Linked DNA regions of Homo sapiens: region 1 is linked to region 2. The links are chromatin contacts, found by Hi-C or POLR2A ChIA-PET in ENCODE. All regions are on one chromosome and are shown on one strand. Each heading gives the region's core, a stretch centred on a gene start or an enhancer-like site at or near the end of the contact. The rest is flanking DNA. Distances are from core to core; before and after follow the strand shown.

The links. A loop is a pair of places that touch in the nucleus more often than their neighbours do. ChIA-PET counts read pairs that join two places held with the same protein, here RNA polymerase II (POLR2A). Pooled maps may share reads with other maps.
Region 1: POLR2A ChIA-PET joins it to region 2 with 10 read pairs in activated CD4-positive, alpha-beta T cell. The contact joins two enhancer-like sites. A Hi-C loop is called at or near these places in 5 of 50 pooled maps. POLR2A ChIA-PET finds 5 or more read pairs at or near these places in 10 of 52 experiments (B cell, CD4-positive, alpha-beta memory T cell, CD8-positive, alpha-beta memory T cell and 7 more).

The regions. Positions count from the first base shown.
Region 1 is chr19:13,214,436-13,220,326 of GRCh38, reverse strand. It overlaps CACNA1A (calcium voltage-gated channel subunit alpha1 A), which reads left to right. Exons shown (of 47, transcript NM_001127222.2): 39 at 5,719-5,826. Among named protein-coding and RNA genes, the nearest start is that of IER2, 67 kb to the right of the region's middle. RefSeq lists enhancers at 4,106-4,475, 4,596-4,645 and a silencer at 4,526-4,726. Within about 2 kb of position 4,631, at least 5 of the 41 ENCODE cell types and tissues checked have a DNase peak (open chromatin) inside an H3K27ac peak, as active enhancers do.
Region 2 is chr19:13,128,828-13,134,628 of GRCh38, reverse strand. The region is part of intron 1 of NACC1 (nucleus accumbens associated 1); the gene reads right to left. Among named protein-coding and RNA genes, the nearest start is that of NACC1, 13 kb to the right of the region's middle. Within about 2 kb of position 1,953, at least 2 of the 41 ENCODE cell types and tissues checked have a DNase peak (open chromatin) inside an H3K27ac peak, as active enhancers do.

The DNA of each region.
Region 1 (5,891 bases), core at 3,382-5,881, 83 kb before region 2:
GGCAGGCCTACCCTGATCATCTCTGTATTTTGAGGTCAGCTGACTTGATATTTTTTTTTTTTCTTGAGACAGAATTTCACTCTTGTTGCCAAGGCTGGAGTATAATAGTGTGATCTCAGTTCACTGCAATCTCCGCCTCCCAGGTTCAAGCAATTCTCCTGCCTCAGCCTCCTGAGTAGCTGAGATTACAGGTGCCCACCACCACGCCCAGCTAAATTTTTTTGTATTTTTAGTAGAGATGGGGTTTCACAAGGTTGGCCAGGCTGGTTTTGAACTCCTGACCTCAGGTGATCCACCCGCCTCAGCCTCCCAAAGTGCTGGGATTACAGGAGTGAGCCACCATGCCCAGCATTTTCTTTCTTTTTTTTTTTTTTTTTGAAACGGAGTCTTGTTCTGTCACCCAGGCTGGAGTGCAGTGGCGCAATCTCGGCTCACTGCAACCTCCATCTCCCGGGTTCAAGTGATTCTGCCTCAGCCTCCCAAGTAGGTGGGACTACAGATGCGTGCCACCACGCCCGGATAATTTTTTGTATTTTTAGTAGAAACGGGGTTTCACCATGATAGCAGGATGGTCTCGATCTCCCAACCTCGTGATCTGCCCACCTCGGCCTCCCAAAGTGCTGGGATTACAGGCGTGAGCCACCGCACCGGGCCTCCGGTATTTTAATTATATCTGCAAAGTCCCTTCATAGCCTGGGCAATGGTCCCTAGATTAGTGTTTGAATAAACAGAATCTTGGCAGAAGGGCAGCTTTTGAATTCTGCCTACCACAGTTCCTTCGTTTGTACAACGGGTCTAACAACACCCCCACTCTTTGTATGTAATGCCATCGTAACTCAGCTTCTGTGGCACTCTGAGAATCTGTGTTCAGGGGTCCCAAAACCACCCACAGGTTCAGTGATTCCCTGGAAGAACTCAGAACTGAGAAAAGTTTTTATACTCACAGTTTATTACAGTGAAAGAATATAGATTAAAATCTGCAAAGGGCCGGGCACGGTGGCTCACGCCTGTAATCCCAGCACTTTGGGAGGGCGAGGTAGGCAGATCACTTGAGGTCACGAGTTCAAGACCAGCCTGACCAACATGGTGAAACCCTGTCTCTACTAAAAATACAAAAATTAGCCAGGCGTGGTGGCTGGCGCCAGTAATCCCAGCTACTTGGAAGGCTAAGGTAGGAGAATCACTTGAGCCCAGGAGGCAGAGGTTGCAGTGAGCCGAGATCCCGCCACTTCACTCCAGGCTGGACAGAGTGAGACTCTATTAGAAAAAAAAAAAAAAAAAAAATCTGCAAAGGGCCTGGCATGGTGGCTTACGCCTGTAATCCTGGCACTTTGGGAGGGCAAGGCGGGCAGATCACTTGAGGTCACAAGTTTGAGACCAGCCTGGCCAACATGGCGAAACCCCGTCTCTACCAAAAATACAAAAATTAGGCATGGTGCCAGACCCCTGTAATCCCAACTACTCAGGAGGCTGAGGCAGGAGAATCGCTTGACCCTGGGAGGCAGAGGTTGCAGTGAGCTGAGACTGTGCCATTGCACTCCAGCCTGTGTGACAAGATCAAAACTCTGTCCAAAAAGAAAATTAGCCAGGTGTGGTGGCATACACCTGTAGTCCCAGCTACTCCAGAGGCTGAGGCACAAGAATCCTTTCAACCCAGGAGATAGAGCTACATTAAGCCAAGATCACGCCACTGCACTCCAGCCTGGGCAACAGAGCAAGACTCTGTCTCAAACAAACAAACAAATTCCAAAAACATAAAATGCGCAAAGGAAGGGCATCTGGGGAAGGGTCCAGGAGACACCAGGTGCGAGCTTCCAGTTGTCTGCCTCCAGTGGAGTTGCACAGACAACGCTTAATTCTCCCTGCAGTGTGTGACAACACGCACCGTGTACTGCCAACCAGGGAAGCTCACCTGAGCCTTGGTGCCCCAGGGTTTTTATTGAGGGTTTGTCATATAGGCAGGGCTGACGTAGTTACTCAGTCTCCAGTCCCTCCAGAGGTCAAACTGATACCACGTGGCCCAAGACCCCAACGATAAATCGCATTGTTAGAATGAACTGTATGGAAAATTATCCAGGCGTGGCGGCGGGCGGCTGTAATCCCAGCTACTGGGGAAGCTGAGGCAGGAGAATCACTTGAAACTAGGAGGCCGAGGTTGCAGTGAGCCAAGATCGCACCATTGCACTCCAGCCTGGGCAATAGAGCAAAAACACCATCTCAAAATAAATAAATAAATAGAATGAACTGTATTGGCCGGGTACAGTGACTCATGCCTATAATCCCAGCACTTTGGGAGGCTGAGGCTGGAGGATCGTTTGAGGCCAGGAGTTCGAGACCAGCCTAGGCAACATAGTGAGACCCTATCTCTTTTTTTTAAAAAAAAAAAAAAAAAAAAAAAAGAATGAACTATACAGTGTGGCCCAAGGCCCCCTGCTAAATAAAGACACTCTTCAGGCAGGACATTTCAAAGGCTTAGAGATCACCTCCCAGGAGCAAGTCAATGGGCCAGTCCTTTCATCGGAATGTGCAGGGTTTGGACAACACTAGCCTACTGAGCTAGTCCTTACTGCTTAGCACCCCAGCTTCTATGACACCTACTGGATTCCCTTCCTGAGGGTTTCAAAGACTCCTGGAGATGTCTCTGAATTTGGCTGTCACAGTTGTTACTTGTACCCCAGATGCCACTCAGTTCCCTGAAGACAATGATCCCCCAGATTTCTCAGCCAGGAGCCCCTCCACCTCTTGTCCTCAGTGGGTGCCAGGCCTCATCCTGGAGTTCCACAGCTGAGCCAGGCTCTCGGGGTTACGGAAGGTCAAGAGGGTGTGGGGACAACAATGGAAGAGTGATAACAGTGGCAGCCCTTTGAGCAGATGCGGGTCTCAGGAGAACATAACGCGCTTTCTTTTCATAGTTCAGCTCACTTTCTAAGCACACTGAGCTTCCTTTCCAGCAGGCTAAGGGGCTGCAAAGGGGGTACAGATTAACCTCATTCTTCAGATTCTCAAAAATGGTGTCACCATTCATTGCTGGAGACTGGGAGAAAGGGGGCAAGTCCATCTCATTCTCTCTGTCTCTGTCTCTCTCTCTCTCTTCCCTGTCCATCTGTTTCTCTCTCCCACCCACCCCTCTGTTCTCTCTGCCCAGAAGAATCTCTATTTTGGTTTTGGTTTTGTTTGTTTTGTATTGTTTTGAGACGGAGTCTCGTTCTGTCGCCCAGGCTGGAGTGCAGTGGCGCAGTCTCAACTCACCACTGCAGCCTCCACCTCCCAGGTTCAAGCGATTCTCATGCCTCAGCCTCCCGAGTAGTTGGGATTACAGGCGCACGCCACCACGCCCAGCTAATTTTTGCATTTTTACTAGAGACTGGTTTCACCATGTTGACCAGGCTGGACCCTATCCTCTTTCAAGCCCCCCACCCCAGGCATTGAGGGCAGAGCCAACTACCTGCCTGAACCAATTAGCATATTAAACGTAAACCCAGTTAGCATATCCAAATAGCAGCCCACAGTGACATTCTGACTGTCAGAATGTGGATTGCTTGAGCCCAGGAGCTCAAGGCTTCGGTGAACAAAGATTGTGCCACAGCCTGGGCAACAGAGTAAGTCCCTGTCGATCGATAGATAGATGATAGATAGATAGATAGATAGATAGATAGATAGATAGATAGATAGATAGATAAATTTTTAAAAAAAATAATAGGCCAGGCACAGTGGCTCATGCCTGTAATCCCAGCACTTTGGGAGGCCGAGGCAGGCAGATCACCTGAGGTCAGGAGTTCGAGACCAGCCTGGCCAACATGGTGAAACCCTGTCTCTACAAAAATATAAAAATAGCCAGGCAGATGTCTGTAATCCCAGCTACTCAGGAGGCTGAGGTAGGAGAATCGCTTGAACTCTGAAGGTGGAGGTTGCAGTGAGCCGAGATCATGCCATTGCACTCCAGCCTGAGTGACAGAGCGAGACTCCATCTCAAAAATAATAACAATAATAAAAATAATAATAAATGCTCTGGCCCCAAAGTGGCACATTACATGGTGCACACCCCATTAGCAAGGACTCATCACATGGCCCTGCCAACCACAGGAGGAACCCCCCCATGTACTCAGGTAGGAGGGCCAGGAAACACCGTCAGAGAGCTTTAATGACTCACCCCATGACTGGGGTGAGGGACGAGGGACTGGCTGCAGGCCAAGGGCATGTCCGTGGCAGTGGAGACTTGGGAAAGGGGAAAAGACCTCCTCTGAGCCACGCACAGTGGCTTTCATCTGTAATTCCAGCACTTTGGGAGGCTGAGGTGGGAGGATCTTGAGCCCAGGAGGTCGAGACTGCAGTGAGCTATGTTTGTGCCACGGCACTCTAGCCTGGGCGACAGAGCAAAACCCTGTCTCAAAAATCAAAATAAAACCAAAACCAAAACTTCCTCTGTTGGGGATGCTCCAGGGCGTCCCAGCCTTGAACAGATGGGTCACTGCAGTAATAATCCTATGGCAGACACTGTCCCAAGGCTGCACGCACGTTACTTTGATCATCAAACAACCAGGTGATAGCCAGGCATGGTGGTGCGTGCCTGTAGTCCCAGCTACTCAGGAAGCTGAAGCGGGAGAATCTCTTGAACCTGGGAGGCGGAGGTAACAGTGAGTCGAGATCACATGACTGCACTTCAGCCTGGGAACAGAGAGAGACTCTGTCAAAAAAAAAAAAAAAACAGGCCAGACGCGGTGGCTCACGCATGTAATCGCCAGCACTTTGGGAGGCTGAGGAGGGTGGATCACCTGAGGTCAGGAGTTTGAGACCAGCCTGGCCAACATGGTGAAACCCCGTCTCTACTAAAAATACAAAATTAGTTGGGCGTGGTGGTGCACACCTGTAATCCCAGCTACTCGGGAGGCTGAGGCAGGAGAATCGCTTGAACCCAGGAGGCAGAGGTTGCAGTGAGCTGAGATTGCACCATTGCACTCCAGCCTGGGCAACAAGAGTGAAACTCCATCTCAAAAAAAAAACAAAAAAAAAACAACCAGCCAGGCGCGGTGGCTTACGCCTGTAATCCCAGCACTTTGGGAGGCCGAGGCGTGTGGATCACCCGAGGTTAGGAGTTCGAGACCAGCTTGACCAACATGGTGAAACTCCGTCTCTACTAAAAATACAAAAAATTAGCCAGGCATGGTGGTGCATGTCTGTAATCCCAGCTACTCGGGAAGCTGAGACAGGAGAATTGCTTGAACCCAGGAGTCGGAGGTTGCAGTGAGCCAAGCTCGTGCCACTGCACTCCAGCCTGGGCAACAGAGCAAGACTCTGTCTAAAAAAAAAAAAAAAACACACACACACACACACAACAACCAGGTGAGGCAAGTACTCTTGCTATCATCTCCATTTCACAGATGGAGAAACTGAGTTACTAAGTGGTAGAGTAACCTAAGTCATGCAGCCGATAACTGGGAGACAAGATTGGGACCCAGGTCGCCCAGCTGTTCTCCATGCCGGGCTGTCTCCTGCACAGCTGCTCCATGGTCCTGGCCCCACCGAAAACCAGAGCCCACAAGGTCATTCCAGCAGCACTGCCCAGGGCCTCCTCTGGGCCAGGCCGTTGGGGAACTGGAGACCCCATGGGGACCAGAAAGATTGGGGTCTCGTTCTCGGGAGCCTATGGCTTTGCAGCTGACCCAGAGTCCAGCTGACACCCAGGCAGGCAGTCAGGGTCTGTCTACACCCCCATTGCAGGAGGAGCCGACAAACAGCAGATGGACGCTGAGCTGCGGAAGGAGATGATGGCGATTTGGCCCAATCTGTCCCAGAAGACGCTAGACCTGCTGGTCACACCTCACAAGTGTAAGAGCTGAGCCCAGCCCTGGGATCCAATCCACCAGGACAGATGGAGGGGGAGGGAAAGGGGA
Region 2 (5,801 bases), core at 704-3,203:
GGGAGGCTGAGGCAGGCGGATCACTTGAGGCCAGGAGTTCGAGACCAGCTTGGCCAACGTGGCAAAACCCTGTCTACCAAAAATACAAAAATTAGCCAGGTAAGGTGGTGTGGGTATGTAGTCCCAGCTACTAGGGAGGCTGAAGCCAGATAATTACTTGAACCCAGGAGACAGAGGTTGCAGTGAGCCGAGATTGTGGCACTGCACTTCAGCCTGGGGCATAGAGTAAGACTGTCTCAAAAAAAAAAAAGGAAAAAGAAATTGCATGAGGCTGGGTGCAGTGGCTCATGCCTGTAATCCCAGCACTTTGGGAGGGCAAGGCGTGTGGATCACTTGAGCCTAGGAGATTGAGACCAGCCTGGGCAGCATGGTGAAACCCTGCCTCTTACGAAAAATACAAAAATTACCCCGGCATGGTGGAGCACACCTGTGGTCCCAGCTACTAGGGAGGGTGTGGTGGGGGGTGGATCTGTTGTTGAGCCCAGGTCAAGGCTGCAGTGAGCTGTGATTGCGCCACTATACTCCAGCCTGGGATACAGACAGAGACACTGTCTCAAAAATAAATAAATAAATAAATAACTTACATGAAAACATCTCTAGTCATCAGGGAAATTAGAAGAAAACATCATCAGGGAAATGCAAATCCTAACCACAATGAGACACCATCTCACACCCACTAGGATGGCTGGAATCAAAAAAGTTGGTGAGGATGAGAAATCCAGAACCCATTTCCACTGCTTGTGGGAATGTCAAATGGCACAGCCACCATGGAGAACAGTCTGACGGTTCCTCAAACGGTTAAAGAGAGTTACCATATGACCCAGCGATTCCACTCCTGGAATTTATGCCCAGGAAAAACGAAAACATTTGCCTGCATTGAAAACCTGTAAACAAACGTTCACAGCAGCATTATTCACAATAGCCCAAAGGTGGAAACAATCCAAACGTCCATCTGCGGATGGATGGGCCAACTAAACATGGTCAGTCCATACAATGGGATATTATTCAGCTATAAAAAGAAAGGAAATTCTGACACATGCTACAACATGGATGTCCCTGGAAAAGATTATTCCAACAGAAAGAGGCCAAACAAAAGGACCACAGATTGTATGATCCATTTATAGGAAATGTCCAGGACAGGCAAATCCACGCAGACAGGAGGCAGATTAGTGGTTGCCAGGGGCTGGGAGGCGGGGAGAATGGGGGTGTGGTGAGGGAAAGCAAAGGGAAGGCAAAGGTGTGTGGGGTTTATTCTTTTTTCTTTTTTTTTTTTGAGATGGAGTCTCACTCTGTCGCCCAGGCTGGAGTGCTGGGATTCCAGGTGTGAGCTATCACGCCCGGCCTCCTCTGTAATTCTATAGGGTCTCTAGAGGGCAGTGGTCCTAACTGGGCAGAGTGCGAGTGAGAAGGCTTCCCTGAGTAAGGCAGATCTTTCCAGACACTCCAGCTGGCCAGCAGGAGAAAGTAACAAGTACATGCAAAGGCCCTGGTGCAGGAATGCACACCTTCCCTCCCTTCCAGTTAGCTCTCAAGCACCTTCCATGTTTCATTAGCAACTCCACTCAGATCTGCCTCCCTGGGCTGGGCACTGAGAATACAGTGGCCACTCTCCTCCTAATCTGGTAACACCCGTTCCGTCTGAAAGGGCTGCTGTGAGGAATAGAAACGGCAAGTGTTCAAAGGCTCAGAGGTACAACCTAAGGTTGAGTCCTGGCTCCAGCACCGACCTGCTCCTCTGACCAGGAGCTCCAAATCTCTGCTTTCTCCATTTGGAAATCGAGGCTGAGGAGGTCAACCTGATTCTACAAACTCAACCTACACTTATTGTTACTGAATGATCATTCAAGAAATTACACGGAAACATTACTAGTCATCAGGGAAATGTGAATCCTAACCACAGTGAGATACCATCTCACTTACTGAGCTGCTACCCTGGCAGGCCACAAGCAAGACACAGGCCCTGCCCCTTACAACACCCAGGCGAATGGAGGAACCAACTCACAACTTCTATGAGCTCCCCGAATCCTCTTAGCAAGACTTCAGGGCTGGTTTCATACTCCCCTTGCAAAGCTGGAAAAACTGAGGTCATGTGGAAATTGAGGACTGTCCTGAGGTCATCTAAAAATTCATTCACCAGGTTCAAAATTCAAAAGATATGTCCTGAAGGGCGGGATGACTCAAGCCTGTAATCCCAGCACTTTTTTTTTTTTTTTTTTTTTTAAGACAGAGTCTTGCTCTGTTACCCAGGCTGGAGTGCAGTGGTGCCATCTCGGCTCACTGCAACCTCCGCCTCCCAGGGTCAAGTGATTCTCAGCCTCCTGAGTAGCTGGGCCTACAGGCGTGTGCCACCATGTCCGGCTAATTTTTGTACTTGTAGTAGAGATGCGGTTTCACCACATAGGCCAGGCTGGTCTTGAACTACTGACCTCAAATGATCCACCTGCCTTGGCCTCCCAAAGTGTAGGATTACAGGCATGAGCCACCACACCTGGCCAATCCCAGCACTTTGGGAGGCCGAGTCAGGTGGATCACCTGAGGTCGGGAGTTCGAGACCAGCCTGGCAAACACGGTGAAACTCCATCTTTATTAAAAATACAAAAATTAGCTGGGTGTGGTGGCCGGTGCCTGTAATCCCAGCTACTCGGGAGGCTGAGGCAGGAGAATCACTTGAACCCGGGAGGGTGGAGGTTGCAGTGAGTCAAGATTGTGCCATTGCACTCTAGCCTGGGCAACAGAGTGAGACTATGTCTCAAAACAAAAACAAACAAAAAAACCCAAGATATGTCCTGAGCTATCTGCTGCCCCTACCACTTACATGCAAAAAGTGGTAAGGCCAAGATTCAAACCAGGGTCTGCCTAGGCACCACAGCCTGTGACTTCCCTTGCTTGTATCTTCCTTCCTCTTCCCCTCCTCAAAATCACTGCCACCATCCTACGAAAACACAAACAAAACAAAACAAAACCCCAAAACCTCCTTAGGGCAATCAGAGGGTGGAGGCTGGATCTAGGAATCCCAGTTACAAGGCAACAAAAATCTCCGCCCAGGAGCTCAAACTCAGAGCTGAATGGGCCAGGAGCTGGCCACTCTGCATGAAGAGGCAGGAGAAACAGGCACCATGTTGGGGGGCAAAGGACAGAGCCCAGAGAGCCTACTTCAGGGGTCCTGGCAGCCCTGAACCACCTCCCTGGGCAGCCAAATTAAAGCCACCCCTGGTACTGGGGCCCACATGACAAGGACCAAGATGGTCAAGGGAAGAGGCTGGCATCCCAGTTCCTAGAGGGGTGCTCCAAGCTCATTCCCCAGGGAGGAGGACAAAGCCAGGACAGGTGTGCAGTGCTGCCAAAATCCTGCACCTGCCTGTGCCTCAGTTTATTCATCTGTAAAATGGGCTGTTCATCCAACCCATCCTGATGAACTGCATCCTCCTTTGTGGGAGGTGCTGGGGACACAGCCCTAAAAGGACCAGCTGTGCTTATGTGGAGCTGTCTAGTGAGGAGACACCGGGGATGATTTAATTACAGTTGGGGTGGGTATGTCAACCAAGCAGATGGCCTTGGTGGTAGGGACCATAAAAGGTTGAGCAACTGCCAGGACAGAGATAACACTTCTGGGCGGGAAGGTATCAGGTGTGGTCCAGGGACCCAAAGAAAGCTGGTGTAGCTGAAGGGCGATGTAGCAGGGACAGGGCTGCCAGGAAGGGTATGGGACAGGTGGGGTCCTGGCCTACAGAGTGTGGACATCTTTGAAAGTGAGCCCCAGGGTCAGGGCAGCATTTTAAGAGTTATATGTACAGGCCAGGCGCGGTGGCTCACGCCTGTAATCCCAGCACATTGGGAGGCTGAGGCGGGCAGATCACCTGAGGTCAGGAGGTCAAGACCAGCTTGGCCAACATGGTGAAACCCCGTCTCTACTAAAAATACAAAAATTAGCCGGGTGTGGTGGTGCACATCTGTAGTTCCAGCTACTCAGGAGGCTGAGGCACGAGAATCACTTGAACTTGGGAGGTGGAGGTTGCAGTGAGCTGAGATCGAGTCACTACACTCCAGCCTGGGCAACAGAGTGATACTCCATCTCAAAAAAAAAAAAAAAAAAGAAAAGAAAAAAGAGGTGTATGTACAGTTAACCCCTCCAAGGGCACTGTCAGCTCAATGAAGGCAAACATTCTGGCTGGTTTTATTCAAGATTAGTTCTTTAGAATGAAATAGATGCTCAGTAAATATTTGTAAATGTGTTAAAGAACAGTGCAGAGAGGCTGGGCACGGTGGCTCACGCCTGTAATCACAGCACTCTGAGAGGCAGAAGCAGGAGGAGCCCCTGAAGCCAGGGGTTCAAGACCAGTCTGGGCAACATAGTGAGACCCCTATCTCTACAAAAAATTTTAAAATTAGTGGGGCTTGGTGGCTTGCACCTGTAGTCCCAGCTACTTGGGAGGCTCAGGTGGGAGGATCACTTGAGCCAAAAAGTTAGAGGCTGCAGTGAGTGATGATTGTGCCACTATATTTCAGCCTGGGTCATAGAGCGAGACCCTGTCTCTAAAACAAAAAAAGCAAAAACAAAAAACCACATCCCCCGACCCCACTACCCCACCAAAACCAACCAACCAACCAGCCAACCAAACAAACAAACAAAACAGTGCAGAACGGGCACAGGACTGCTTCAAGGTGACCTTACCAAGCACCCAGCACCGGCCACAGGTAATTTTTTTTTTTTTAAAGACAGGGTCTCACTATGTTGTCCAGGCTGGTCTTGAACCCCCCCATTTGGCAATGGAGACTGAAAGGTTACGGGGATAATAGGAGGCAACAGAGATGTGGGGGTTGGGAAGGTGGCCCAGGTCCCCTCCTGAGAATGAGAGCCAACCTGATGCTCAGACTGAGGTCCCCCATACCTTGTGAACCTCAGCTTCAGAGCCCAGCACCACAGCACCCAGGGCTTTGGAGCCTTTGATTAGCAATTGGTCCAAATAGCTCAGCCAATTAGCGCACGGGAGCTCTCCCTCCCTCCATGCTGCTGGGGACGAGCGGAGTGGGGCGACGGGTCTGTGAGCCACAGTGACCTGAATGCTGTTCGTCTAGTTCCCCAGTGGCCCCCGCACAGAGTGGACAGGGGTGAGCTGCAGTGTGGGCCAGAGCAGACCCATCTCTGGGAACCCCTCCATCCCTCTGTGATTGGCCCAATCCGGCCCAATCCTGCCCAATGGACTCAGGAGAAAAACTATGTGGGCCCCTGCAAGAAGCCCTCACCCACGCTAGCCCCAGGAAGGGAGCTAGCATGACTGGACTCAGAGGAAACGGGTCTCTCGCTGGCAGGTCCCTAGCAGGGTCACCTGCTGGCTGAAGCAGGGGTGGGATGGAGTCGAGGATTGAGGTCTCTAAACCACCTAATGGTTCTAGTCCCCACCAAATCCCCACCTAAGTCAGGCTCAAACACACTGCCTGGTCCTCCTCTACTGCAGCGAGGCCTTTGCCCAAGCTGTGCACCCTGCCTGGAATACCCTCTTCCTCCACCCTCAGCTACTCACTTCTCCAGGCTAGAGAAGATGTCCCTCTCCTGCCCCACCCCGGCCACAGTGCCCTTAAGCTTACCTCTGAGGAAACTAAGTCCCACTTGACTATAAACTCCCCAAGGGCAGAAAACCATATGAGAATCATCTCTCCTTAAAATTCAGCATATCAGCACCCCTGAGGGTGTGGGGGACAAGGGCAGGAGGCCACAGGGCAGCTGGGACCTTCCTGGCCAGGACAGTGCCTAGTCCTGGCCCTGGGCCTGAGCAGATCTTCTGGTGAGACCCAAGGGCACA